Linked DNA regions of Homo sapiens: region 2 is linked to region 1. A link is an interaction called in ENCODE POLR2A ChIA-PET data of the cell type or tissue named here. Cell type or tissue: Panc1. All regions are shown on one strand. Links, peaks and the distances in the headings refer to the core of each region. The heading gives the core; the rest is flanking DNA. Region 1 overlaps TMEM123-DT (TMEM123 divergent transcript). Region 2 has its middle 17 kb from the start of MMP7.

What was found. Peaks named below come from ENCODE experiments on the same cell type or tissue, not always from the same donor. Only the 100,000 strongest peaks of a DNase experiment are listed, where the experiment ranks them.
Region 2: POLR2A ChIA-PET joins it to region 1 with 6 read pairs; 6 of 35 experiments call an interaction of 5 or more read pairs at or near these places.

What each region holds. Positions count from the first base shown.
Region 1 is chr11:102,456,436-102,471,946 of GRCh38, reverse strand. It overlaps TMEM123-DT (TMEM123 divergent transcript), which reads right to left. Exons shown (of 2, transcript NR_135053.1): 2 at 9,909-10,499. LOC124902740 (a long non-coding RNA gene) reads right to left here and starts at 5,256. Exons shown (of 2, transcript XR_007062865.1): 1 at 5,182-5,256. LOC102723838 (a long non-coding RNA gene) reads right to left here and starts at 4,692. Exons shown (of 3, transcript NR_135076.1): 1 at 4,579-4,692. In Panc1, for the core only: no CTCF peak of the experiment used is centred there; no DNase peak of the experiment used is centred there; H3K27ac peaks cover 1,286 bases.
Region 2 is chr11:102,540,482-102,555,992 of GRCh38, reverse strand. No RefSeq gene overlaps it. Among named protein-coding and RNA genes, the nearest start is that of MMP7, 17 kb to the right of the region's middle. RefSeq lists an enhancer at 4,608-4,657 and silencers at 8,645-8,694, 8,845-8,954. In Panc1, for the core only: no CTCF peak of the experiment used is centred there; no DNase peak of the experiment used is centred there; H3K27ac peaks cover 3,737 bases.

The DNA.
Region 1 (15,511 bases), core at 8,675-13,674:
TTCATAAGCTTTACCAAGGTGGTTTAGTTTTGGTCAAAGGCTATTATCATTTAAACTGTAAACTAAATGTCTCCCAAAGTTATCTTGGCCTAAGCCCAGGAATGATTAAGGGCAGTTTGAAGGTTAAAGGCAAGTTGAAGATTGGTTAGATCAGATCTCTTTCACTGTCATTTTCTCACTTAAAATTATTGCAAAGTGATTTCACAAACCCAACTTGATCAGTAATAGGTGTGCTCCTGTTGGTCTTTGGCTGGAGGGCATTGACAGAGGATTATTACAGCAGCTCCTGGCCAGTGCTACTTTAGAGCAGTGCCCTTCCATGAACAGCTGGTTCCCAGTCCAAGGCAAGTACAGAAATTAGGAGTTGTCAGAAGAATTGACAGCAATTTGACAAAGTAATTTTATGTCTGTTGGTTGGATCCAAAAATAGAACACTAGGCTTGTGTTTCCCTATGCCAGTTTAAATTTCATTTAGCTAGTAAGTTTTAATTGTATATTACAGATGACCTGCAGTAGATTAAAAAAGAAAGAAAGAGGCGGGGCGTGGTGGCTCACACCTGAGGACTTTGGGAGGCTGAGGCAGGTGGATCACCTGAGGTCAGGAGTTTGAGACCAGCCTGGCCAAAATGCAGAAACCTCGTCTCTACCAAAAATACAAAAATAGCCAGGCATGGTAGCACATGCCTGTAATCTCAGCTACTCGGGAGGCTGAGGCAGGAACCTGGGAGGCATAGGTTGCGGTGAGCCAAGATTGCGCCATTACATTCCAGCCTGGGCAACAAGAAAGAAAGAAAGAAAGAAAGAGAGAGAGGGAAGGAAAGCAAGCAAGCAAGCAAGCAAGCAAGCAAGAGGGAAGGAAGGAAGGAAGGAGAGAGAAAGAGAGAGAAAGAGGCTCCTCATCAGAAATAGTTTGAAAAGCAATGTTGTAAACCGTGTCCTAACACTATCCTATTCTCTAATGCTTTTCTTTCCAACACTGCTATTACATTAAGATTCTTAAAATTCTGCTTTTAATGTGTAACATTCTTCTCAAGCATCTTTAACATTACAATCTCCTCTGTTTTCTAGTTGAAGATGGAGAAAACTAATATATTTTGAGTACCTACCACATGCTATAAATTGTGCAAATCTAAATATACTCCAATACCCATGACTTTATTTTTTTAAATTGTGTTAAATAAATTTTATCGTGTATGTGTATTTAAGGCATACAACATAATGTTGTGGGATACATATAGATAGTAATATGGTTTCTATAGTGAGGCAAATTAACATATCCATCATCTCATGCAGTTACCCATTTGTGTGTGTGTATGTTCACGAGGAGCTAAAATCTACTCATTTAGCAGAATTCCTAAATAAAGTACAATTTTATTAACTATAGACTTCATGTTGTTCATTAGATATCTAGATTTGCTCATCCTACACATCTGCTACTTTGTAAACTCTAACCTACCTGTCTCCATTTCCTCCCTCCTCCCAACCCCTGCCCTTCCCCTGGTAACCACAACCACAGTTTTTTTTCTCTCTGTATATTTGACTTTTTTTTTTTTTAAGATTCCACATGTAAGTGAGATTTTCGCTGGTGGAGGGTGTCAATGCCTGAAGGGTTGAAGATCAGGAGCAATGACTGGATTACAGAATGAAGAGGACTTACTGAACAATTCGCTTCCAAAAGAAAAGGGAGAAGAAGAAATCCAAGAAGACATCAGCACTTTCACCTTTTATGTCTTCTAGGTTTGACAGGGGTCTGCTATTCCACCCTCAATTCAGGTGAGTCTGTTAGCAGCAGTGAATCTGAATCTGTTTGGGTCTGCAGCAACCTCAATTCTTGCCTCCCCAGAACAAAGAATTTGACTGAGGGGCATAAGGCATAAGGACAGATCAAGGCAAGTTTTAAAGCAGATGTGAAAGTGTATTTAAAAGTTTTAGAGCAGGAACAAAAGGAAGTAAAGTATACTTGGAAGAGGCCAAGCAGGTGACTTGAGAGATCAAGTGCGTGGTTTGACCCTCAACTTGGGGTCTTATACGTTGGCATTCCGCATGCGCAGTGACCTGCCAGCACTTGAGAGGGGCCGCTTGTGCACTGTGTTTACTGGAGTTGTACGCATGCTCACTTGAGGCATTCTTCCCTTACCAGTCGAGTGTTCCTAGAAGGTCTTACACCAGTTAAACTCTGCCATTTTGCTGCTTAGTGAACATGCGTGAACCTGCCCGCCCAACTCCATCGGGAAGATGCTGATCACCAGTTTCAGGTGTTTCTACCTATTGGGAGACTGCCTTTCCCTGGCGCTGGCTGCAACAAATTGTTATTTTGCAGAGGCAGTTTAACAACCGCCTGACCATCAACCTGATGGTTGCCAGACATTCCTGATGAAGGGGGGCCTCTCCGGCCCTGTTCATGTCTGCCTAGTTACCTACTGTAACAAGCCTTGGCTCCAGGTCATTTGTGCTTCTCAAGGAAGAAAACCAGAGTTTGCTTTGGTAAATGTCTCCATGGTAAAAGCCAACCTCTTTGACCTTTTTGTGTTTCTGCTTTCACTTACTTTTTAGCCTCTGAAAAATCCTAACTTCCTCATCGATTTACTGAAGTCTTCTTCATTAAATGTCATTTTATATTATACTTTCTCCAGTGTTTTTATGCATTTTCACTGTGGGGTCAGCCAAGAAAAATGACTCACTGACTGGTAGTTCTATTTACTGTTCATCTGGAATTTCACTGTTTTCATTTCAAAAATGTCTTCTTTATTTAGTGTGTTAAAGCAAACTAAACGTGGCCTGAGAAGGACTCCATACCTCTATATTTGAGTCCTTGTGGATGAACTGCTACCTAACTTAATAGGTAGGCAAGATTGAAAACCTAACTTAGGAGTTATGTTCCTGTAACAATCGCTGAGTCTTGGCCAATCCCAGCAGCCATGGCTCAACCAGTCGTTTACTGCTGAGTGTTCAAACTGTGTTCAAATAAGGCAAATGCTGAACTGTAACCAATCCAGCTGTTTCTGTACCTCACTTCCAATTTCTGTACATCACATTACATTTTTGTCTATAAATTTGTTCTGACCGCGAGGCACTCCTATGACAGAGGTACTGTCAGAGGTGCTTGAACCTGAGCAATTGTATCTTAAATAGGGGCTTGATAAGATAACGCTAAGACCTGCTAGCCTACATTCCCAGTAAGTTAAGGCATTCTTAGTCACAGGATGATACAGGAGGTCAGCACAAGATTCAGGTCATAAAGACCTTGCTAATAAAACAGGTTGCATGCAGTAAAGAAGCCTGCTAAATCCCACCAAAACCAAGATGGTGATGAGAGTGACCTCTGGTCATTCTCACTGCTACACTCCCACCAGCACCATGGCACTTTACAAATGCCGTGGGCATGTCAGGAAGTTACCCTACATGGTCTAAAAACAGGAGGCATGAATAATCCACCCCTTGTTTAACATATAATCAAGAAATAACCATAAAAATGGGCAACCAGAGGCCCTCGGGGCTGCTCTGTCTATGGAGTAGCCATTCTCTATTCCTTTACTTTCTTTGAATCTCTTTCGATTTAGGCTAGAAGTCCAATGCACTTATCCATCGCACCACAGAGCCTGCTTGCTATTCCTTTACTTTCTTAATAAACTTACTTTCACTTTGCCGTATGAATTTGCCTTGAATTCTTTCTTGTGTGAGATCCAAGAACCATCTCTGGAGTCTTGATCAGGACCCCATTCCGGTAACAGTACTATTATTTTCCTTATATTACAGTTGAAGAAATGGAAGTTCCAAGAAACTAAGGGACCTAGGCTTGTAGATAGAGGAGAGGACAGATTGAAGGTCATGCTGTCAGGTGGCACAGCAAATGTATAACCAGGAAGATATGCAGCCATGCATCTCTGGGGTCAGCACACACTTGTGTCTCTTGAAGTCATGGGTTTGGTTCCAGGGTGGCTGTTGTTTTTGGCAGCTGTATAGGACACTAAGGACACCCTTGTCAATTGAACTCTCCCTATTTTACCCAAGAGGAAATAAATTTGTGGTTTGTGCTCCACAATTAGAAGTGGCAGAAATAAGATCAGAAGCCTTACCTTCCAACTCTTATCAAGTGTTTATCCACCGTACTACACAGCTTCCTTAATCCTGAAGTCAGACATTTTATTGGTGTTTTATAAACTATCTGAGCAAACCGATGTGGGAGATACACAGATTGTATTATTTATATAGAAATCCAGCAAGCTGAAAATTGTTCTCACCCTGGGTCAGTTTGTTATTGTAACATTTACAATTTACAGCAAGCAATAAAACAAGATAATACAAAACAAAATAATCTGAACAATATGAACCCTGAACGAAGTAACAAATGTCCAGTTAGATTCTATTATAATGCCACCATTATTAGAGCCACTCCAGCTTTCTAGTATGCCAGAGGGCCATGTGAACTAACTGGTTCTACAAGAAAAAAAAAATGTTTTAAGTGTGAGTAAAACTTCCTCCATCTGCTAAGGCATACTGATCTTCTGTAAACAGGTACAATAAAATATAATATAAATAAAAGCCAAGGCTTCCCTGAATGAGAGTGTGAATTATCACCTCCCATTTTCAGCTCATCTCACCAGTCTCTTGTGTCTCAGGCACCAGCAAGCCACCTGTTGGTCCTTCCCAACAAGGCTATGCAGGAGGACAGGTCTCTGGATGACCTTGACCCACCCAGATTTCTTACAGAATGCACTGAGAATATGACATCCTGACATAAGGAAAAAGGCCCGGAACCACCGGGCTATATTCTGCAACACTTGAGCTCAGCAAGCCCCTTTGCACCCAGGATATAAAAGCCCAGGGTGGTGTGCTTTCGGTGTCCTTAGCTGTATTGTGACATGGGGTCTGTGCAGATAAGACTCCACCCCACTCTGGACGGCTTTCCTGAGCTCTGGAGGACCAGCTTGTCAGGGATCCTAGGCTTTGGTTTATCCTTGCTGCTTATCTGTGAGTATTAAATCTGTTTGCCTAACTTGGTATGTATGAGTGTTCTATCCCACCAGACTCATACAAGTGGTAGAGAACCTTTGCAGGCTAACCCTTATTAACAAGAGTGAAGATCAGGCCTTGAAACAGATTCAAATCCGGACACACTACCTCTAAGACTCGGGTACTCACATGTTCTAGCTAAGTATCTAAGTACTCCACTTAACCCACCTGCGATAAACTTGAGGTTACACAAGGAAGGAAACCTGCCATGTTCACTTTTGTCTCGCTACCACCTACCACAGCCCTAATGCATACTAGGAGGACAATACCTATCTTTGGAATGCTGTCACATTAGATAATAAAGGACTCAATGAGTTAATGGATGTCATGGTGACTAAAAATCAGGGATAGAATGGTTCACATGTAGCGTATTCCTCCTGTGGTCACAGACAATGTCTGTGTGGAAACATTAGAAGATTTCAGTTCATCTCAAACCCCAGATAAACCACTAGTGAGATATGGCTGATAAAAATGGCACAGCCTTAAGATTGACTTAACAGGAGTATGGTGCTCAGAAGAAAGAAGGTTAATAGGGGAGTCTTCACTCCTGTGTCACTTCCCAGGCATTCTAAATGCTGTGCTCAATCTAATGGGAGCTGGTCCTTCTTTTGTCCTTTCTCTTCACATTGTTTATCTTCCACTTCGAAGAAGGCTTTCCACCCCAACTTTTCTCTCTCTACCATCCTTCTTGGAGTTCTTTCTGGTTCCACAATAACAGTCCCCACACTCTCAACTTATATCTGTTTCCCTGGAATCCCTATTACAATGCTATAGCACTTACCTTTTTGCTTAATCTTTTAGCTATTTATATACACATCTTCTTCAACACTGCAAAGCACTGCTCAAAAGAAAGCAATTTTCATTATCTTTTGTTAGATTTGCTCCATGTATGTTTTATATCTATTACTTCTCTTTGCATCATTAGATTGTAACCTCTGCATTTCTTTGTAAATTACATGTTGCCCCTAGCTAGTTGTTCTGAACAAAGAACAAATGTTGCTAATCTGGTGATCTACAAGCCATAATAAGAGGAAGCTGACATGTTAGAAAGGAACAAGAACATACACTCCAAGACAGGAATGAGGTTTTGAAACATCCCTTAGTATATAACTACATACATGTATTTTCTAGTTACATTATTTTCATGTCCACAACTTGGTAAGCAACTCAGGATATAAGCAGATAATTCCCGGAAAGGAAATAAAAATGGCTAATAAACATAGGCAAAGATGTTCCATCTCAGTGATTAAGAAGGGAAGTTCAAATTAAACAAAATGAGACACCGTCATTTGCCCATCACATTGCCAAAAAGTATCATCACATTTATGTTAGTAAAAATCAGAAATAACTGAAATATCTGTCAAAAGTGAAATGCTAAAATGAATTACATCCATGCTCTGAATACTTCGTAGCCATCACAATGAAACATATACATTTGTGTATACATATGGAAAAATGATTATGACATACTGTCAAATTTTTTAAAAGCAAGTTGAAAAGCATGTATTTTCGGGAAAAACCCATATGTTCTATGTTTCTATGTTCATATAAATACATATTCAAATATCTACGTAATTGTAGGTGCAAAACCTAAAACTAAAACAAAGACACAAACAGAAACAAAGGTCTGGAAAGAAAAACACTCAAGTGCTAACTGTGGTTACCCCTAGGGAAGTAAAACAGGAAGGATTTTTTCTTTTTATTTTAGATACTTCTGTGCATTTTTTTGTTCAAAACTAAAGTAATACTTTTGACTTTCTTTGAAACGAAAAATAAAACCAATAAAATTTGTAGTCATAAAAGTAGTTATAAAATGTTTTAACTATTCTAGACAACAGTGACCCAACTTCAGGAACTGCCTGCATGAGTAGTCTAAGTATTCTTTATAACTCTATGCTTGCAAAATTATTTACACATATTTGTGTCAGTTACAGAAATCTGAAGCCCTATGTGGTAGCCTAGAAGAGTTGTTTCTATATTGCAGATGAGGCAAGAAAGAAACAAAAAGAAAACAAAATTTAATACTTTATAAATTGACAACCCAGGGACAGGGCCCTCAGAAATAATTTACCTGATTCTTGTTTTATGTTAGGGATCAGACATTCAAATGCAAGTATTAGAAATTAAGAAGCCAGCTGGGAATAAAACAATACGGAGAGTACAGAGAGTTCAAATACTGCATAAAGGGAGCAGCCATTTCATAACTCCTGTTGAAAGGATCGGTCTGGTATTACCAGATTGTTCAATGTTTCCAGAGAAACCAGGAATCAGAATTTTTATATCGATACTCTCGGGTTTTAAATTTTAGCAACCAAGTTTTTAAAATCCTAAATGCTGTGTTGATAAACACTGTGAAAGCCACACAAAACTTAACTCCCGGCTGGATGTGGCCTGCAGCCTCCTGTTTGCTATTTTGGGTTTTCCCATCTTTGAAGCATTCTAGTGGACAAATTCTAACACAAAAGTCCCCAACCTTTTTGGCACCAGGGACCAGTTTTGTGGAAGACAATTTTTCCATGGAGAGGTGGGGGATGGTTTCAGGATGAAACTGTTCCACCTCAAATCAGGCATTAGATGCTCATAAGGAGTGCACAACCTAGATCCCTCATGTGTGCAGTTCACAATAGGGTTCGTGCTCCTATGAGAAGGTAATGCTGCAGCTGATCTGACAGGAGGCAGAGTTCAGGCGGTAATGGCTCGCCCACTGCCACCTCCTGCTGCGCCGCCCGGTTCCTGACAGGCCACGAACAGGTAATGGTCTGCGACCCAGGGACTGCGGACCCCTATTTTAACACATCCTTCAAGACTCAGATCAATTCCCTCTTCTTACAGTAGCCCTTTGCCTGTGGTATTATAGACTATTAGAATTCAAAGGCAGGTGGATTGCCTGAGCTCAGGAGTTCAAGATCAGCCTGGGCAACATGGCGAAACCCCATGTCTACCAATAATTATATATATATATTAGAGTTCAAAGATATTTCAGAAATATCTTATTAAATCTCTCATTTGTTGTAGTAAGATATATAACATAAAATTTGCCATATTAACCAATTTTAAGTACACAATTTAGTGGCATTAATTACAGATGCAATGTTGTGCAACCACCACCACTAGCTATTTCCAAAAATTTTCTGTCACTCCAAACAGAAGCTCTGTACCCATTAAACAATAACTTCAATTATTGCCTCCCCCAGTCCCAGACAACTTCTAATCTACTTTGTTTCTGACTTTGCTTATTCTAGGCACCTAACATAAATGGAATGATTCAATATATTTCCTTTTGTGTCTGGCTTATTTCAGTTAGCATAATGTTTTCGAGGTTCATCCATGTTGTAGCATGTATCAGAACATCATTTTTTCATGGCTCATTAATATCCCATTATATGTGAATACCACAATATCACATTTTCTTTCTTTTTTTTTTTTTTTGAGACGGAGTCTTGCTCTGTTGCCCAGGCTGGAGTGCAGTGGCGCGATCTCAGCTCACTGCAAGTTCCACCTCCCGGGTTCACGCCATTCTCCTGCCTCAGCCTCCCAAGTAGCTGGGACTATAGGCACCCACCATCACACCCAACTAATTTTTTGTATTTTTAGTTGAGATGGCGTTTCACTGTGTTAGACAGGATGGTCTCGATCTCCTGACCTCATGATCCACCCGCCTCAGCCTCCCAAAGTGCTGGGATTACAGACGTGAGCCACTGCGACCGGCCCACATTTTCTTTATCCGTTCATCTTCTGATGGACAATTGAGTTGTTTTTACCTTTTGGAGATTGTGGGTCACGCTTAAAACATTTGTGTACAAGTATGTGTTTGAATCTCTGCTTTTGATTCTATACCTACGAGAATTACTGGGCAGGGTATACTGGGTATACTGGGTATTACTGGGTAATGTATACTGGGTAATTCTATATTTAACTTTTTGAGGAACAACCAAACTGTTTTCATAGTGACTGTACATTTTACATTCCCATCATCAATGTATGTAAAATGCTCATTTTTAAGACGAAGAACCCATGGGCAACGCCAGTGAGACAGCTCAATCATAGACACAGGAAGTCAGCTGCAATGCACAGCTGACATCAGAAACCAGGTATCTTGACTCTCAGTGTAGACACAGCCCTCTTTCCAAGGTTAAATCCATTAAAATTTAAACCAGATGATTAGGCAAATGGCTGGAATGTTTACGCAAAGACCTGGTCGCTACAAATAGATCACTTGATATGTTTAGAAGAAAGAATTTGAGTAAGTTCTAGACTTTTTTCTCCATCATGGAATATGGTTTTCTTTTACCCTTTTCTTCCTCAGGCCTAGGCTCTAAAAGTAGATTAGATCATATTTGTTTTTAGCCTCGTATCTTATTGTAGGATAGTCAGAAAATGTCTTTTATCATTATTAGAACTATAATTCTAAAATAACAGCTTAAAAAATTCCTTGAAATGTCATACATATTATTTCAGAAAAGCTGAAAAACTCAGAAAAGTAGAAAGGAAAAAAAAAAGATCACTCAGAGAATGGTCAACCAGAAATATGACTATTAATCTTTACCTTTTTTCCAGACTTTTTTTTTCTAGGAATGGTATTTTTGTTTGGTATATATTATTGGAATTATAAAATCTTAAAGCTTACGGCAATTATTACGTTTTGGGGTGAAGTTTAAAAATCAAATAAGGAAAAATAGATATTAAGTTCTACATTTAGTTAGTACTTCTTCCTACCAACTTACAGCCCTCACAGTCTGGTGACAGTTTTGGTGGAGTGCTATTACTTACTTGCCCACGTGGAAATGGGTCATTTACTTAAATATAACACCTGCAGGGACATGGCCACACATTATACTATTTTGCTTTTTCTTCCATGCCTTATACAATGCTGCACATACAATAGATGCTCAGAAAAAAGCTTTTGGATGATTTTTATTGATTTCATGCCATTATTAAGGTTAATACCCTCAGAATCTCCATAGGCAGTAGTAGCCCAACCCAGGCCCTGCAGGGCCCAGTCTTGGCGACTTTCACATTCCAAGAAACTTGGTTTAGAAATCAAAGGTAATTTAAAAGTTATTTGAATCTTTACTGTCATTGCTTGAAGAATATTAAAAAGAATTCAACTTGTAACCTATAATGGTAGTCTTAAATCCTCCTTGGCCCCATTCTTCTTCTTTTTTTCCCCCCTTTTCTTTTTTCCCTTCATTCCTCTTGCTTCAGTATGTCCATGGCTGACTTAAAGCCCCCCTCTCAAAATCTCTGCCAAAATTCTCTCCGAACTTGATTCCTTGTGATTCTTGGTTTTGCTTTTCATCCCCCTTCCTTTGGCTTCTATTCCTTCTTTCTTCCCACCAGGAAATCACAGCCCTTGGCATCATCTTGGCACTCACACTTGTTTCTTCACTCAGCCCTTTTCTCCTTGGTCACTGATTCTGCTCCATGAGCAGTCAGAAATGGAGCTGGCAAGCTCAGCCTCTCAGCTGGAGACACTGGAGTCAGGGCTGAAGGGAGGAGAGAGGAGAAGATCACAAAAGCTTATCATCTAAAGTCCTTTCTTTTATTCTCATTACACAGTGAAATTCTAATATATTTACTTATTGGGGGTGGGCTACATGAAAGGTATCTGGAAAAAATATGTGGCAATTATAAGGGTAAAATGACAAAATTTTCTTTGAGGAGGGAGAACACTGCCTACCCATCCTCCCCTCTTTAGGGTGTCACCCTGACAACATAATAGTTCTGACCTTTTGATTTTACATGCAAGGTCATGGGCCTTCTGACCTTTGAAACTGTCAACACTTACCTCTGGGATTTTGCTGAGGTTTCTCATCGGTACAACGATGGGTGTAATGAGACATCACACAGTACATCCTTTTGTCTCTCATAGAAATAAGAGGTTTCAGGCCAGGCGTGGTGGCTCACACCTGTAATCCCAGCACTTTGGGAGGCCGAGGTGGGCAGATCATGAGGTCAAGAGATCAAGACCATCCTGGTCAACATGGTGAAAACCAGTCTCTACTAAAAATATAAAAATTAGCTGGGCATGGTGGCGGGCCTGCAGTCCCAGCTACTCAGGAGGCTGAGGCAGGAGAATTGCTTGAACCTGGGAGGCGGAGGTTGCAGTGAGCAAAGATTGCGCCACTGCACTCCAGCCTGGGTGACAGAGCGAGACTCCGCATTAAAAAAAAAAAAAAAAAAAAAAGGAGGCAAAAGGCAAAGTATACCTGGTATATGACCACTAGACTGGTAAGGGAAAAATGCCACAAGTGAGCGTGCATACAACTCCAGTAAACACAGTGCACATGCGGCCCCCCTCAAAAGCCAGTAGGCCACCGCACAGGCAGACAACCCCCACAAGGGAAGAAAAAAGGGAGAAGTAATGCAGACCCCAAAAGAATGCCAACATATAAAACTCCAAATCAATGGTCAAACAGTACACTTGATCTCTCAAGTTGCCCACTTGGCCGTCTTCCAAGTGTACTTTATTTTCTCTCATTCCTGCTCTAAAGCTTTTGAATAAACTTTCACTCCTGCTCCAAAATTTGCCTCATTCTCTCACTCTGTCTTATGCCCCTCGGTCAAATTCTTTCTTCTGAGGAGGCAAGAGTTGAGGCTGCCGCAGACCCATACGGATTCACCACTGCTAACACAAGTAATACTCAAAATGCAGTATTCCTGGGTGAGAGCAAACTTAGGGATCATCCAATAGCGCTTACTTCCCTCTTGACCCATGTAGATACCAACAGATGATCACTGAAATATTGTATTCAATTTGGCTAACTCTGTATGCGTTCCTGATGAAGGTTGCTATAAGAGATTCAGAAATGACAGAAGGACAGTAGGACAGAATTCAAAAAGTGTGGGTTAGTATTCCAGGATATGGGATGTGAAGCTACCACTCACCCAGTTGCTCAAGCCACAAACCTAAGAGGCTTAATTTCTCTTTCCCTCAGCCATCATATCCAATTGACTCTACTCTCAATCCACATCCTAAATCCATTCACTTCTTCCATTGTCACCACTTCTACCCTAGTTCAAGCCCCCAACAATAGCCTCATAACTGGTCTGTTTCTACTCTTGTTCCTCCACAGAAGCTGGTGTGATGTTTTTAAAAATATATAAAGCACAAGATGACTTGCCAACTCTCAAATGGCTTCTCATCACATTTTGTTTTGTTGTTCTTGTTCTTTCCATACATCATATTTAAAATAAAATCTAAATTCCTCATCTGAAAAGGCCCAGATCTTCCCTTGTACCTCTCTGTTCTTATTCACTGAGCTTCAGGCACATTGGCTTTCTTTTTATTCCCCCAACACACTATGCTGGTTGAAATGTACTTCCCCCTTGTTTTCACATGGCTCCTTCTAAGGACTCAGTTTAACTGTTACCTACTACAGAGGACTTCCCTGACTGCTTATTCTGAAGTCACCACCCAGTTGTTCATCACATCAGTGTGTTTTCTCAGCACTTATTTCTAGTTGTTTCTTGTGTGTGTATATGTGTGTGTATTTGTGTGTTCAACTGCTCAATTTTTGTTGAATGAATGGACTGGTAAGCCCTACTTCTCCAATTTTTTAGATGAGCAACAGAAAATATTGAGCAGGGGTTAAGACTAACAACTTTCATCTTTTTTTTAACCTTCTCCACAACAGCAGTTTTATCTTTTGTCAATTTCTCTGTCATTATTAGCAATGAAACTTTCCCTATGGAAAGTGGTTAGGTTCAGAGGCAGCAAAGAGGAATGGCCTGGAGACTTGCAACTCACTCCATATGTAGACTTGAAGAAATAAGAACACCAAAGGATCGGGGTGGAGAGCAGTGGCTTTAAACAGAGAAATAAAATAGGCTGAGTTCCTATAGCCTCCTACAGAGAAGACACAAAAAAAGTCAAAGTAGGAGCTGATAAATAACGGGATTTAATTAACACTGGAAAGGCCCATGAGGCTTCCCTACATGCTCCCTACAAAACCTCTGAACTCACATCTCTCCTCTTCCTACTGTCCTCAGAGCACAACATAATCCTGCCTAGAACTGACACTGAAAACTCACATCACCACCTCTCATCTGGCCAAATCCTTCAGATTCAGACAAAGCTCCCCCACTCCCTTTCTGAGAAGTCACCCTTACAAACTTCAGTCCACACAGAACTCTCTCTTTCTGATCTCGTTTCAAGAGGAAAATCCAATTGCATCAGAGTTCATTGTTCTCTGCTTATTTTTTTGTTTTGTTTGTTTGCTTGCTTTTGGAGACAGAATATCATCATCACTCAGGCTGGAGTACAGTGGCGCAATACTGCTCACTGCAGGCTTGACCTCCCAGGCTCAAGTGATCCTCCCACCTCAGCCTCCTGAGTAGTTGGGACCACAGGCACACACCACCATGCCCGGCTAATTTTTTATTTTTTGTAGAGATGAGATCTTGCTATGTTGCCCAGGCTGCTCTTAAACTCCTGGGCTCTTGTAATCCTCTCAAGTAATCCTCTTGACTCAGAATCCCAAAGTGCTAGGATTATAGGCGTCAGCCACCATGCCTGGCCTGTTTGCTTTATCTTTGCCTTTACTTGTTTTATTTTCACTTTTGCTCATCTGAATCTAAGAATCCTGTAAGTGTTGAACACAAAATACTCAATAAATTTTTTTTGATTAATTATATAGATTCACACTCTGTCTGCAGTTTCTACTGTAAAGGAGGAGACAAGAAGGAAAAAACCTAAAGGTGAGGGAAGAAGAAAGTGCAAGAAAAATTGGGGCTCTAGAATACAAGGGAAAGGAAGCAGAGGTGCAGGAATGGGGAAGATACCCAGCAAATGAGCTTTCATTGTGAAGACTTAATCACAGTTTATAACATGTTGTCAATCTGCTAAAATGGAAGTTGACAGGAAATTGGCAGAAACAGAGAAATGGACACAGGCCAATTTACTCTCTTTTGTTAAATCTCTCCAGTGCCTTGCCTTATTTGCAACTACTTCAGTCTCAAAGCCAGGCAGATTCTGGTTCTTTCCTTATGCAAATATTGATTATTAACAGACTAATTCATACATAGCTAGAAGATAATTATCTGTGCACATTAAGCCAGATGAGCCATCCTCTATCACCTGCTTCTTTTTAAAAATGAATCAAAATTTACTGTGGGATATAAGTAAATCTCACTGAGAAAACATGAAATCTCTCTATCTTTTTACAATCATAACAAAAGCAGCTTTTACCATTCATTTTTAGAAACCAACTCACATTTTTTCCCTTAACAACATGTGTAAATTTATTGTTCTATTTTTGGGGGTGGGGGTGTACTTTTTTTCAATTGTGGTTATATATACATAAAATGTATCATCTTAGCCATTTTTACATGTACAGCTCAGTAGTATTATGTACATTCAAACTGTGTGTAACCATCGGCCCCCATCCATCTTCATAACTCTTTTTGTCTTGCAAAATTAAATGAAAACTCTGTACCCATTAAACAAAGCTCCCCATTCTTCTCTCCCCAGCCTTTGGTAGCCACCATTCTATAATACTTTCCGTCTCTATGGGTAGAAACCAACTAACTTGTAAAGGACTCACTAGTGTCTATCATTTTGTGAGGCAGATAGACTTGTGTTATTCTCTATTGTTTCCCAGCACCTAGCATAATGTCTGGTACATGTCATGTGTTCAATAAATGTTTGCACACTGACTAAGTGAATGAATGATAGTTCCAACTCCTGGTCCGCCCTCAAGTGACCATAAGTTAAAGACTCAGACATACAGGAAATACAGGTTGGATGCAAAGAGAATATTATTGATGGAGAAGGACACCAGCATTTTGCTGCTCTATTTGTCTCCACCCAAAATTCATTCCACAAATATAAACTGAATGCTTCTATATGATGGAAGTGCATTAGAGCCTCAAATACAAAGATGAACACATAGACTGTGCCTCCAATGTGTGCTTTCCCACGACCACTTCATAGCATTGATTACACTCTAGTATAATCGTGTATGTACCTGCCCTGCCACTATACTGTAAGCTCTGGCTAGGACATTGTCCATCATATAGTAAGCACTCAATAAATAGTTGGCGAATCATCTAATGGAGACTGTAGCCCACTGTGGGGAAAAAGACCCACAATCATACAAAGTCAGGATCCTTAGCTGTACGAAAGAAAAGCTGCTGACTCTTGCTGATATAGCAGAAAAGGATTATATTGAAGATATTGGGTAGTTCTCAGGTGTGTTGGAAGGTGTAGAGATTCAGGACTGGGGCCATTCCTCTGGGAATAATGCACAAAACCACTGCAGAACTAGCCCAGCAAGAAAACTATCACCATTGCAGCTCTCTGTCAATACCACTATTACATCAGAAACTCCATGTTGCAACCACTGAGAAACTAACGTCACTGCTAGTGCTGCCAACTAAGGCAGCCGCCTGGCTATTAGGGCAATTCATACCAGCAAGGCAAGGAGCTCCATAATGAGCCACTTTCCTCTGGTTGCTTATACCTGAATTTAAGTTTGATATGGATGAGCCTGACTGG
Region 2 (15,511 bases), core at 4,466-9,465, 88 kb before region 1:
AAAAGTCCCAGCCTTCCCAAACATCCCAGCCAACCATAGATACCCAAAAGCTAGATAAAATGTTTATTTTAAGCCACTGTGTTTGGAGTGATTTATTACATAGCAAAAGCTGATACAATAAAATAATGATTACTAATGTGCATAAAACGTGTTACATGGTGTTAGTTCAATAAATGACTACACAAATAAATATTAAGTGACTTAGTACAATTTAAGCTTGTTGTAGAAAAGGAAAAATTATCTCTACCACTGAAAATATTTCCTATCACATAATAGCCTCCTAATAATTTTTTGAATACATTGACAGAGACTAGTTGCCATTCTTTCTCACAGCACAGAATTGCTTTAATGTAATGAAGAATATATTTCAAGATCTCTCAAGGGCCTGTAGGGTAAAGAAGGAAAGCTTCACCTTTGCCCTCTGAAGGTTTGCTGAAAATAAACTGACAAAAGGCAGATTAATAGGAGAAAAAGTCATAAAAAATGTATTTAATGTGCATAAGCATGGGAGAATCACAGGAAAATGATTGCCCAATAATCCAATGAGGTCCGGATGCTTATATAGCCTTCTTCATACAGCACGGAGTAAATAACAAAGTTCCTTTGAGCTCGGAGGGAGGTGGTGAGAAGGCAAGGGGCAGAACTTCACAGTGAACAAAGGTAGTCTTATTATCCAGTTAAAGCTTCCCAGTTAATCTCCTGGAGCTGCCCTCAGAAGAATAGATGGAAAGTCTGTTTAGGCATGGTGATGACTCCCAGTATCTCCTCTTCTCTAGTGGTTAATCTTTTCTGGTTATTTCATGTGATTCTTAGGAGGGATATTTTAAGACAATTGCAATTCTCCTTGTAAGAAGCTTTCTTAGTCAGAGAAGAAAATTCCACAGAGTCCCTTCTTTCTTCATGAAGAAAAAGGATCAGAGAGACAGGGAGGAAGGGGAAGGTCAGAGAAAGACCTTGGTTCTGAGGCTTATTTCTAAGCTCCTTCAATTTTCTTTAATTCCAAGCACTCAACATGCCAAAGCACCATATTTTGGGGTATTGCTTTCTGTACCCCAAAAGGCCTCACAACTAAATTTTCAGTATATCTAATATTTTTTACTTAGATTTTCTGTTCTTTAAAGGTACACTGTGGTCTAGATCAATGTGAGTTACTAAATCCATATTGTTGGTAAAGTCTACTATTGCTATTTTATAATAGGATAGAAAAAGATTATAAAGTATCACCAAAGTTCTGAAATGGAAGTCTTAATGGAAAGGACTGCTTCTTTACCCAGGAAGAGGGTAAGTTTTGAAGAGTGTCTCTGTCTCTCAGAAATAAGATCCAAGGGGAAAAAGAAGTTCGGTAAGGTTTCCAGTAACTTCCAGCTATAACACAAAATGGAGGGAGTCAGGATGTTAGATAAGCCAACTGCTTTGTAAGATTTTACTTTGTTAGATTGGGAACATTAGTAGTTTTCCCAAGCTCGTTATCTATGCTATACTTATTTCTAAATAAGAATAAAACCCTTGAAATGAAACAAGCATGTATAATATACATTCTTTTTTGTTTGATTCCTTTTGCTCATCATTATGTCTGAAAGTCTTATTCATACTGCTGCATGTAGGTATAATTTGTTCATTCTCACTGTTGTTTAGAATTTAATTGTATGAATATATTACAATGATTTGTAATATGTTTGTCCATTCTGTTGCTAATGGACATTGGGTTGTTTCCCTGCTTTAACTGTTGCAAACGGTGCAACTATGAATATTCTTGTGAGTATCTATTAGTGAAACTCCATGTGGTAGAGAGCTTCTAAAACAGTTCTTAATGGTTCCTGCCTCTGGCTATTCTTGTCCTGTGTAATCCCCACCCTTGTGTGTGAAGTGGATGTAGTGATTCATAACAAACAGAATATGGCAAACATGATGGAGCGTTGCTCTCTAAGATTAGGTTATTAAAGGCCATGACCTTGGACTTGCTGGGGATCTCTCTCTCTCTTGCTCATTCTCACTCTCACTCTTCTTGCTTGCTTTCTCTGATGAAGCCGCTGCCTTGTTTTGAGCTGCCCTATGGAGAGTCTCAGTGGCGAGGAATTGAGGACAGACTTCTGTACGGACCTGAGGTCATCATTCCAACAACACATGAAGAGCTGAATCCTGACAACAACTTCATTGGTAAGCTTGGAAGTGGATTTTCCCCCAAACAGGCCTTGAGGTGACCACAGCCCTGGCTGACTGCAGCCTTGTGAAATACCCTGAGACAGAAGACCCAGCTCAGCCACACCTGAACTCCTGACCCACAGAACCTGCTATAATAAATGTTGTTTTGGCTATTACGTTTTGGAGTGATTTATTATTAGATAACTAATACGTATGCATTTGGGAAAGTAAAGGCCTAAGAGTATATGGAAGTGGAATTGTTTGGCCATAATCTATGCATACGTTCAGCTTTAATATATACCACTAAATTGTTTTCAAAAGCAGTCATTGTCATGTACACTCCCAACAGCAGTGTGTGAGAGTTTTTATTGAGTTCTACTGAATGATCTTTGTTATTAAGCTTTTAGTATATGCCAGCCACTAAGTGCCTTACATGTGCTGTTTCATTTAATCTTCACAACAGTTCAGTGAGGTGGGTATTACTGTTTTCTCCATTTTCAGATTAAGTGAACCTGCCCCTGTCATTTACTAAAAAGAGGCAAGCCAGGATTTTAACCCATGTCCAATGCTCTTAGCCATTAAGCCTCTCCTGAGACAGATTTCAATGCAATTATAGCCACAGAGAAAACACATGTGAAAAATAACCATCATAGCGCACTAAAGGAAGAGCAGCATTTCATCTTGTGCATAAGTTAACCATCAGCACTGCACAGGGCTGATGAGGAGAAGAGGCTTCCAGACGGAGTTAGCAAAGGAAGAAAGATAGGCAATTTGGAAGGAGGGAAAGGATGGCCCAGGAAGGCTGGGAGGTAAAGAATATGCAAGCAAGGTCAAGAGCTCTATGCATTTGGCTCACTCTGCCCTCTGCATTTCCAGCCTCATGCAGCGATGTCATCCTTAGCAGTGAGTTGTCTACTTTTTCCGTAGCTCTCCCCAGAATAACACAGACCCCAGGGTCTTAAATGAAGGAGTGATTTTTCCAGATATTTCACCTTTCCCAAGGGAGAACACTACTCAGTTGTCTCTCCTTGGAACTCCTTCTTTTGCTGTTTATTGTTTCTGAGTGTGATTTTTTCCTTTCTTCCTCATTCCGCTGGTGCTTGTCACCACTCTGATGGGAATTCCTCTTAAAATGCCGGCAGTCTCTTTGATAAGCCTCGCCTTGCAGACCTAAGGTAAACTCCTGGAAGGATGCCCTGAACCTCTGGCTGTCTACCCACCTTCCACAACCCACAAATGGAGTGTTTCTGTGTACAGATCATCGGTTTTCCCCTCTTAAAACACTTGGACCTCCCCTGAGGGAAGAAAACCCTGGGAAACTCAATCACCCTCTTTGAGATCCAAGACAGGGCCTGGCCTTACTTTTTGGTGGACACTTATCTGAGCCAGCTTATAGCGTTACATTTTAGCTCAAGCGTCTCCAGATTTCCGCCTTTGAGGCCACACATTTCTCTAATATCCAAATACAATGACAAAATCCCCCATCCTGACTGGTTCTCTCGTTATCCCCTTCCTGCCAAAACAACACCAGCACCCAAATCCTTCTGAGAATACCTCTGTTAGGGGGATGCCTGCATTCTCTGCATTGTGTACACCATCTCCTCTCCAAGCTCCACCCCTGAGCATTGTCATGATTGTCTGTGCTTGTCACCCTTCCTGAGTCTGGAGTTCTTCAATGTGGACACAGCTCCTCCTCAACTCCATCTCACCTCTTCACAGTGTTGATGAGGGCAGCAGTTTCAAGAGGGAGATCACAGCAGAGGAGAGGAAACAATTTACAAATGAGTATCAGACCTCACTCTTGTAACCTTGCCTGGCCGTTCTCATCTCAATATTGTTTGCTCCTGTTTCTCTTCATGGGCCCTAGTCCCTAACAGTTGCTGTGGCCTCTTTTCTCTCCTCTTGTGTCTCTTCTCCCTTTTCCTAATTCTCCACATTCAGTGACCCTATAATACTCCTTGGGACCACTATGAAGAAGAGAAAAGGCCTATTGCTTTATTACATCAATCAATTTTACTTCCTTTGCCTCCATTTCCTATTTCCTGGATCATGACTTTCATAATCCCAAAATGCCATAAATTATATTCTCAAGAGAAAACTGTTCACTCTAGTCTTCCAACTTCAGTGGTAGCCTGGATCTCTGAAATTATTATTTTTTTAACAGCTTCAAATTTCCAGTTCCAGTTTCTTAGCTTCTTGGTAAAAGTACCTAGGCTTTCCCCTCCCAGGAGTTCGTAGGTAGAAGGAGAACTGTTAACACTCTAGTCTCCCCGTCTCCCGGGAGGCAAACACAGGGGCTAAGGCTCTTGTTTTATCCTCTTTCATGGGTAATACTGTGAAGGAAGGGCAGGATTTCCAGCCCAACTGTTGTAGCCATGAGTGAGAAGAATGTCAATTGAGAAGTGAGAAGAAAGCGTCAGTGTACAGGGGATGTAGACTGCTAAGCAATGCATTGTGACCAAGCACCACATGCCTGAGACAAAGCAGCTTCAAAGTCTCCCTGGCTATCTGTGAAAACTCCAGACACAAGCAGGATTTTGCAGCTTGAGAGAGCTGCCTACACGTTCTCTGGACTCCATTGGAGCTGCTATGGTCAACGTGCTATTATAAGGGATTCATGCTTCACTCCCAGAAGGGCCCTTGATGACATCTGTCCCACTTTCTTGCATCATTCATCAGGCAGTGAAAGTTAAATAACATGTCTGTGATCCCACAGCTTCTCAAATAGAGTCTAAAACTCAGACCCAGCGTATGTTCCCAGAATCCAAAAGTAAAAAGGCAAATTGCTAGATGGGTGGAGACTGGGGTAAGGTGGCAGTGGCTACAGCAGGAGCTCACAACGTTAGGCAGTTAGTTATGTGATTCTGTTATTTGTCCTCCTTTACCTTTCCAATGACACACACCTTATTAATGCATCACTGGCTATGGGGTCTGTAATCAGGCCAGTAAGAGCTATGTGATTTGGAACAAATTATTTACTTCTCTAAGCCTCAGTTTTCCCAACTGCAAAATGGGAATAATAATTATAGAATTACTGTTACGAGAATTGAGATAATCTAGATAAAGATCTTAGCACAATGTCTAGTTCATCAAAAGCAATCATTTAATAATTGGTATAATATTAGAATAATTTGTATTTTTATGTTGCTTCTAAATCCCTAAGGACCTGCCCCATGTAGTGGTGCTATCCATCTTGTTACTTGGTGCCAGGTAATAAGAAATCTGGGTTCTAGTGCAGTTCTCCTGCTGATGAGCTCTGTGTTCTTGGATGACTTGCTGCATCTTTTCAGACTAACTAAAACTCAGTCTGTATTTTATAATCACCATATGCCAGAAATTCTAAACAATATCATTGACCAAATCTTCCTTCCCAACTAATCTTGTATAGGTCTATGTTCTAAACAAATGCTGAAGTGACTGTGGAATTTTGCTAATATATATGTATACTTCAAACTAGCACATATTTATCACTTAATAGATATTGTGTCCCACATGGAAGTTAGTTTGGAGGACTTCTAGCTATTCAGTTAGCCTCGGACAAATGAGGACTGAGCTGCACACACATCCTTTGAATGTGTGTCCATAATGGCTTCTGCTCACTCTGGCACAATTTATTCTGCCAATTCCTGTGCACTACACATGCCTGCATTTAAACAGTTGATTCAAAATTAACAATAGAAGCATGGGATTATAAAGATGGGAAAACAGATCTTGAATTTCACCAATTTTGCCATTGTCTGTGACACATAGAGCTTTTATTTGTATTTAAAATTTTTCCATTGTAGAGAGAATATGAAAATTGCATGATAGCGTTGTGATTTCTGGAATTGAGGCACATGGGATTTATTATGACTTTGACAAATTTAATCTTATGTTTAAGACTTTTCTTAATTATTTATATATTGCTTATTCCATGTGAAGAAACTTTTCAAAATTAAAATTAATAAAAAGTGTGTTCTTCAATTAACCATGAGTCTAAATAGATTGACACATTGTTTAACATAAATACATAAAGATCAATTATGATGAAGTTCAGGCTCAAAAATAAAAACTGTAACATTATTTATTACTATGATGATTGCTAGGGGGCATACATTTTTTCCTTTTTTCAACATTAATATAATTTTCCCTTTTGTACTTGAATATGTATTTTATTTTCTATTTGTTTTCCTAGCATGCTTATCTATAAAATGTTCACTAACTGAAAATTTTGCTTCCTCCATTCTTTTTCAGTTTATATATATATATTGAGACAGGGTCTTGCTCTGTCTAATTTTTGTATTTTTAATAGAGACGGTGTCTCCCTACGTTGCCCAGGCTGCTATCGAAGTTCTGAGCTCAAGCAATCCTCCCACCTCAGCCTCCCAAAGTGCTGCAATTAGATGTTGGGCCATCCCACCAAGCCAATAACTTCCTGATTATTATACGAAATAACTTTGTTGTATAGAGAATGGGCTGTCAAAAGATGGTCCAATCCATGGGCCGTATATGCTAGGTTTGCTGCTGCCTCTGCCAACCAGCAGTAAAGGGATTGGACTGGTTCCAGGGTTGAAAAGGAGTGGTCCCTGGGTGAAAGTTAACCTAAATGTATGTGTGTGTGTATGTATATATATATATATACACACACACATATATATACATATATATATATATAGGCATGGTGTTTGACCACACAGTAGTGTTCTTTTAAAAATGTATTTGTTTTAATTAGTTGATACTTACAAATCAGGGTTCTCATGCAACGTTAACATTTTCTGACATCTCTTGAAAAATCAGACAATTCCATCACAATCAATTAGAGCTGAGTAGCAATTGCCCCACTCAGCATGGCTGTGGCTCTCCAGCTGAATGCAGTCACCACTTCTCCCTTATCACCACCCTGACCCGGAGGCTGACACTTGGACACTTGGTTGCCAATTAGCACTTGGTTTGCCATGAACTACTGTACAAATTGAAGGTGTCCCCAACTTGTTCTGTTCTCCCTTGAGGCTCAGGGAGGCCATATAATTTCCCCCAGATTACTCAACCACCTCAGATCTTCTGAGGTAGAATTCCCAGGTTCTTTCCAGTGCACTACCTGCCTATTGCATGCGTGCATGCATGTGTGTGTGTGTGTGTGTGTGTGTGTGTGTGTGTGTGTGTCAAAGAGACAGTACCACCTCATAGCCCATGTCAGTGCAACAGCAAGAGGTATACATAGAAGACTTGGTCTCGGCATATTGAGATTTTATTTTTCAGAGGAATCTTTGCTGGATCAAGTTATGAGCCATATTTTTCTGAGTCCTCTATCCCTTGCTCCCTCCATTTCTCCTCCCTTCCGCTTCTCCTTCCATTTCTCCTCCCCTCCCCTTCTCCTTCTTTCAACAAGCACATGTCCTTAGCTGCTTTATTGGGCACCTATGATGCATCAGGTACTGCCTAATCACTATAACATTCATTCTCACAACATCCCTGCACATACGTCTTCTCAATTCTATGCACAGTTCTCAAACTGCATGTTGAGAAACCTGAGCTGCAAATGTGAACCCACAGAATACTTCAAATTTTCAAGGGAAATACAGTGACACTCGATGTTTGCTGGACACTTCACAAACTGCTCGAAGTAGTTCACAATTTCAATAGTAGATGACGCTATATTCCATTAGATATCACTGAATTTTGCAAAGCTGGGTTTTCTGCTGTTGCTGTAATAAAAAGCAAACACTGTGAGGCCGGGTGCGGTGGCTCACGCCTGTAATCCCAGCACTTTGGGAGGCCAAGGTGGGCAGATCACGAGGTCAGAAGTTCGAGACCAGCCTGGCCAACATAGTGAAACCCCTTCTCTACTAAAAATTAGCTGGGCATGGTGGCAGATACCTGTAATCCCAGCTACTGAGGAGATTGAGGCAGGAAAATCACTTGAACTCGGAAGGCAGAAGTTGCAGTGAGCCAAGATCGCGCCACTGCACTCCAACCCAGGTGACAGTGCGAGATTCCGTCTCAAAAAAAAAAAAAAAGGAAACACTGAATGAAAATCAATTGACCTTATTCCAAAAATCAAGAAATTGTATGGTATCCAAAAGGCACACAAATTCCATCCATAAGGAATTGTGACTATTTAAGAATAAAATTAAAATTTATTTTTTCTTTCAGTTTATGGGTATTTTTTTTAAATAGCTACCAAGTTGTTGGGACATACTTAATAAGTTGATTTAGACCTAATTAAATAAACAGGACCGTTAATAAACAGGATTGTTGGTCATTTTTCTGGCCTAAGGGCACTATGAAAAAAATCACTAAGACCCGGGAGGCCAGAAACAAGAAAGTTTTAGACCTTCTATATTAACATGTTTGAGGTAAGAAATTAGGCCCAGGGAAGTTAATACCCTACCCACATCTAAATTTTGAGATTTCAATCCAGAGGTTCCTTATTTCAAAGTCCATGTTGTTTCTACCACCCTACATTGCCTCCTGCATGTCAGGCCACAAACCAGTTCTGTGAACACAAACCAGGGTCATGATCGGTCACCGCCTCAAGGGACTCATAAATGTGGTCAAGTGCGTTGTGGGTGCTGTACCAACACCTCCAGCATCATGCTACCCACACACATTATTTATAACCAACCAGGAACTTCAATTCTGCTTCCCCAATTCTCTGTCTGGCTCATAAGCATACTCCAAACACAGGTCCCTAAGGAAAAAGAATGTCCCTTATACAAAATAACTCTGCTAATAATGTATGGCAATGTGACATCATTTTAGGCAATCTGTGATGAGGCTACACATGCAGGTTGGGGAAGTTCAGTCAATGAAGCAGGCCCTGAAAAAGAAGAACTGGTGGAGTTTTGTATTTACCAAGCAGAACACTTCTAATGGTACAAACACCTTAGGAAATTCTCAGACTGAAATAACTAGTATGTAACATGATGTCAGACTTCCTTCCAAGGAATATATAAAACATTAGAGAATTCTTTCCTTCACCACAAATGAATACAACTTCCTCAAAACAAAAAAGTAGGCAAAAGAAAATCCTGATGGCAAAAGTATTGAATCGATTATTAAATGCCACAAAAAAAAATGTAGTGGCATGCTATATAATTTAATCATGATTTGCATTGAGAGGAAAAAGACCAAAAATAATCAAATGCAAATTATCAAAAAAAAAAAAAAAAAAAAAAAAACAGCTATTGAGTTTAAGGAAACGTAGGAGACTCTTCACATGACCAAGTAGCCAAACCTCTCACGTCACCTATGTCTTTTGCACCAATAGCTCTTCCCCAGCCCATACTTTCAGCCCTGTGGGAGTTCCCTATGACTAATGTAGGGTAGAAAAAATATTATTCCCTCTACCCTCCTAGGTTCTCTGGCTGAGGCCCTAAAAATTAGACCAACAAAGACAAATTCACAGTAAAAAGACAAACGTTGATTAACATGTGTTTACACAAAGGAGCATTCAGTGATGAGTACCTCAAAGCAGTAGTAAGAACTTGGATTTAAATAGCATCTTAACAGAAGAACAACAAATTTTTAGAGAAATGACAAAACAAAAGAAAAGGGCTTTGAGTTTCTATAGCTGCAAATTATGTGAAGGGAAATGCACAAGGGAACTAACTAATGGAAGATAATAGCTAGTTTACAAATTTATGTCACACTTTTAGGCAAATAGGGAAAAGGCAGAGAGCTTTTCTTGTATCTGCTTCTTCTCAATTGCCTTCAGCTTAATATGATCCTTATGCCAAAGTGGCATGTTTTGGGGTGGGATATTATGCTGCCCCTCATTCACTAAGTAGGAAGAAAAAGTTCATGCCTGGCTGACTGAAAATAGGCTACTGCTGCACTTTCACCTCACACAGGGGGACTGTGAAAGGTGATGGGGAAGAGTACTGCTTCCAGTAAGCAGAGCGCTGAGTACATTTGGTGTTGATGATGATGATGATAAGCAGTCACCAACCCGGCATGGCGGGGGAAGTGAAGTGATCATAGTTAAGAGTGCACATAGATTACTGGGTAATCACAAGTTGCTGAGCTGGTTTGTCACATTCTGGATGAAACAAGATACCAAGATTATAAAATCAGAGACAGAGATGTTTGGGAAAGTAGCGCCTGAATGAATTTATGGAATTTTAAGCATAAAATGTGTGGATCTTTGTGTCTCAGATCAATGCCCAAAACAGAACATCTCCTGAGGAGGAAGCACTGAACACCTGTGTGGATAGGATGAGGCATCCACTGGGGGTCAGCCGGCCTGTGTCCTCAGCTACCCAAGGAACAACACTGGGTCCACAAACTGCATGGCCATGGTAATAGGCATGGAGGCAACTCATGAGCCCTGCTACAGTTGACCTAGCCTCTGCTGCTGCGGCTGCTGGAGGTCTGACTTGGCAGCATTAAGGATTGAATCTAAACCCTCAATATGGTACCATCCTTCAATGGCACCAACCAGTCACTTGGTTACAAGTTAATTAAGTCAGAGCCCTTCTACCTTGTAGGGGACAGCAAATCATGCTTATTAGGACTGACAAGGATTACAGGCATGGGTCTGCCTTCATTGCCCTCAGTGCATCCGTCAGAGAGCCCCTGCTAAATGTTTAAATCCTCTGTATATTTCTTTACCTCAGCAAATACCTTTACCATTGTGCAGCCCACATTGCCTTCCAGTTTTGTATGTCTGTAAAATCCAGGTCTTATTCTTCATGAGTTCCCCATTCCTACCACAGGGCCAGACCACATAGCATAAGCTTTACAGATATTTGGTAAGTAAATGAAAGAATAAAAAGTGCATGCAGCTGGGCACAATGGCCCATGCCTTTAATCCCAATGCTTTGGGAGGTCAAGGTGGGAGGGTCATTTGAAGCCAAGAGTTCAAGACAAGTCTGGGCAACATAGCAAGACTGTTTCTACAAAATAAAAAAAAGAAAAATAGCTGATTTGGTGGCATGTGCCTGTACTCTCAGCTACTCGGAAGGATCCCTTGAGCCCAGGAGTTTGAGGCTGCAGTAAGCCATGATCACAGCACTGCACTCCATCCTGGTGACAGAGTAAGATGCTGTCTTTTAAAGAAGGAAGGAAGGAAGGAAGGAAGGAAGGAAGGAAGGAAGGAAGGAAAGAAGGGGGGAAGGAAGGGAAAGAGAAAGAGAGAAAGAGAAAGAAAGACAAAGAAAGAGAAAGAGAGAAAACTCATGCAAATACCCAAATGAGGGATACTAAGAGCTGTAAGTAGGGCAGTAGCAGTGGGTTTGGAGAATCCTCTGTCCTTTGACTCTGAGGGCATGCCCCCTCACAGTTACCACACCAAGAGTGGGGGAGCCTTTCATAACTATAATGGGCTCAGGATACAGGGAGAATCAGAACAGGTAGCAATTTGGTTGGCGAAACCATTATATTATATATTCATTATTAATAGCCATGATTATCACAATGACACAAAAACCTAGTGTTAGAAATCTCGGCAGGGTGCGATGGCTCATGCCTGTAAACCCAGCACTTTGGTAGGCTGAGGCAGGTGGGTCACCTGACGTCAGGAGATCAAGACCAGCGTGGCCAACATGGTGAAACCCCATCTCTACTAATAATACAAAAATTAGCTGGGCATGGTGGTATGCGCCTGTAATCTCAGCTACTCAGGAGGCTGAGGCAGGAGAATCCCTTGGACCCAGGAGGTGGAGGCTGCAGTGAGCCAAGATTGTGCCACTGCACTCCAGCCCAGGCAACAAGAGTGAAACTGCATCTCAAAAAAAAAAAAAAAAAAAAAAATCTGTCATTCTGTCATGTGTCTCTATAGTCCTAGCACCTGGCATGAGACATATACTAACTATATGTTTGTAGAATGAATGAAAAATGTCTGAATTACTGAATGAGGAGTAACATGGAATATTGAAAGGAAAATGAGCTTAACAGAGAAGCAGGCTTGAATTCATACCCAAGCTCTACATGTGTTAACTACATAACTTTTGGGATGAAATAGATACAATCATAACCTCCTGTATCACACAGAACTTATTTGGTTGAAAGTGTCAGAAAACCAGCCCAAACTATCAATAACAAACTAAAACTGTGGGAAATTTTATTGACTTGCATAATTGGGAAATCCACGTAGTGTAACTTCCATTAGGTCTGATTGAAAAAAGGGATTCAAACTCTGCTACTGGGAATCTAATGACCTCTGCTTGGTTTTATTTGCATACAGATTTTCTCCAGGTGCTAACAAGATGGCCACTATGTGTTCCAAGTTTGTATAGTCCTTATAACTCACATTGCAGAAAAAGAGCAAGACTGGCTGGATGCAGTGGCTCATGCCTGTAATCCCAGCACTTTGGGAGGCCAAGGTGGGAAGATCGCTTGAGCTCAGGAGTTGCATATCAGCCTGGGCAATATGGCAAAACCCCGTCTCAACTAAAAATACAAAAATTAGCTGGGAGTGGTGGCATGCACCTATAGTACCAGCTACTCAGGAGGTTGAAGTAAAAGGATTGCTTGGGCCTGGGAGTTTGAGACTGCAGTGAGTTGTGATCACACCACCGTACTCCAGCCTGGGTAACAGAGAAAGACCCTGTCTCAAAAAAAAAAAAAAAAAAAAAAAAGGAAAGTGACCTTCTCTCAGGCATTGTCTACATCAACCCGGGAAGCAAATACTGTATGTATCACGCATGGGGCAGAAGAAATGATATGAGACAGCTCCTGCCTCAAGGATTTCAGAGTCTAGACAGATGTGCTAAGGTGTAAATTGTGCTATAGTGAGAGACATGCAAATATTGAAACATGAATAATGTTTCCTTGGGACATGAGAGTGATTCAAGAGGGAGCAACATCTAACATGTTGTAAAAGACAAATGAGATTCTCCAGACAGTTAATTTTTCTGGTTAGGGTGCAGTGGGTAGGGAACTCAGGAAGGAGAGTAGGAAAGGCACAGTGTGGCGAGTTCAGGAAGCCAGATGTAGCTTGGTATAATTAAAGCATTAAGTGAGAAGAAGTGACAGAAAATGAGGCTGGAGAGGTAAATGGTTATCAGATCCTAAAACTCTTTTAATGCCACATTAAAATAATTTTGTCTTTATTGTTAGGTTTCAGCTTCACAAATGTAGGTCACTTATACCTTCAAGGGTGAATGGGAGGTGGAAAAAGGGTCGGTAATGGAGAGACAAGGTAAGGGCACAGAAAAGTGGTTCAGACCCTTAACCAAAAGTGTTTAAGAGCATAGAAGTGATTAAGTCTAGATTTCTAGACTCAGGCATCAGATTTTGTCTGGTTTTAAATCCCAGCTCCAATATTTAGGAGCTCATGAGACCTTGAGCAAGTTACTAAATCTCTCTGTGCCTTGTTTTCTTCATCTGTAAAAATGAGATTAACAATAGCTACCTCATAGGATTGCAAAGATTAAATACTCATAAAGCATTAGAACAGTGCCTCAAAAAAAAGTTCCTGAAGTATCTGTTTGTTAATTCTTTTATTGTGTTTTTGCTTAAAGACTTAGTAATGGAAGATTTTTTAATTAAAGATATTATTAATTAAAATGCAAAATTGGCATGAATTATTAAAAACGAAGCCTAAGATATCAAAGAATTTTCCCCACCTATGGAGAGATACTTCATGCCACACCCTTAGGATAGCCAAGGGCACCTGAGTAGAGAGGTTTGAGAGGCACAATTATAGGCAACAAAAAATTAGTAACAAGACCCTCATCATGTAATAAAGGCCAGAGACAGACTAACACGTCCCTAGGCATTGGCAAAGCAGAGGGTAACTGAATGAAAAAAGTAGGGAGATGGGAACAGTTAGGAAGAGCTCTTTTTCTCCAAAATGACTCTTATGTATTCCCTGATGCTTGACATCTCTTGAAAAGGAGATGAGCATCCTCGGTTATAGACATAGAATTAAAATCTAAGTGGGAGTGTTAATGGAGGCTAAAGATCTCACTGAGGCATAGATAACCTATATAGATCCTAAGAGCTGATGAAGGAAGAATGAGTCTTGGGGAGCTTGGAAATTGAAGAGAGGAGGGATAATACACTTCAAGGAATGACTAGGATGTGACATAGTGTTAGACTTCCTTCTGAGGAATATCATTCAGTTCAAAGAATATTTTAACTTCCATCTTGATTTCATTGTTGACACAATGATCATTCAGGAGCAGGTTATTTAATTTCCAGGTATTTGCATGGTTTTGAAGGTTCCTTTTGGAGTTGATTTCCAATTTTATTCCACTGTGGTCTGAGAAAGTACTTGACATAATTTCAATTTTCTTAAATTTACTGAGACTTGTTTTGTGGCCTATCAGATGGTCTATCTTGGAGAACATTCCATGTTGCTGAATAGAATATATATTCTGCAGTTATTGGCTAGGATGTTCTATAAATATCTGTTAAGTTCATTTGTTGTAGGGTATAGTTTAAGTTTATTGTTTCTTTGTTGTCTTTCTGTCTTGATGACCTGTCTGGCGCTGTCAGTGGAGTATTAAAGTCCCCCACTATTATTGTGTTGCCATGTATCTCATTTCTTAGGTCTAGTAGTAATTGTTGCATAAATCTGGGAGCGCCAGTGTTAGGTGCATATATATATAGAATTGTGATATTATCCTGTCGGACTAGTCCTTTTATCGTTATATAACGTCCCTCTTTGTCTTTTTTAACTGCTGTCGCTTTAAAGTTTGTTTTATCTGATATACGAATAATTACTCCTGCTTGCTTTTGGTGTCCATTTGCATGGAATATCTTTTTCCACCCCTTTAATTTAAGTTTATGTGAGTCCTTATGTGTTAGGTGAGTCTCTGAAGACAGCAGAAATTTGGTTGGTGAATTCTTACGCATTCTGTGTCTTTTAAGTGGAGCATTTAGGCCATTTAGAGTCAATGTTAGTATTGAGATGTGAGGTACTGTTCTATTCATTGTGCTATTTGTTGCCTGATTATCTTGGTTTGTTTTTTTTTTTCATTGTGTTATTGCTATATAGGTCCTGTTAGATTTATCCTTTAAGGAGTTTCTATTCTGGTATATTTCAAATATTTGTTTCAAGATTTAGAGCTCCTTTTAGCAGTTCTTGTAGTGCTGGCTTGGCAGTGGCAAATTCTCTCACTATTTGTTTGTCTGGAAAAGACTGTATCTTTCATTTATGAAGCTTAGTTTCACTGGATACAAAATTCTTGGCTGATAATTGTTTTGTTTAAGGAGACTAAAAATAGGACTCCAGTCCCTTCTAGTTTATAAAGTTCCTGCTGAGAAATCTGCTGTTAATCTGATAGATTTTCCTTTACAGATTACCTGATGCTTTTCCCTCACAGCTCTTAAGATTCTTTCCCTTGTCTTGACTTTAGATAGCCTGATGACTATGTGCCTAGGCGATGATCTTTTTATGGTGAATTTCCCAGGTGTTCTTTGAGCTTCTTGTATTTGGTGT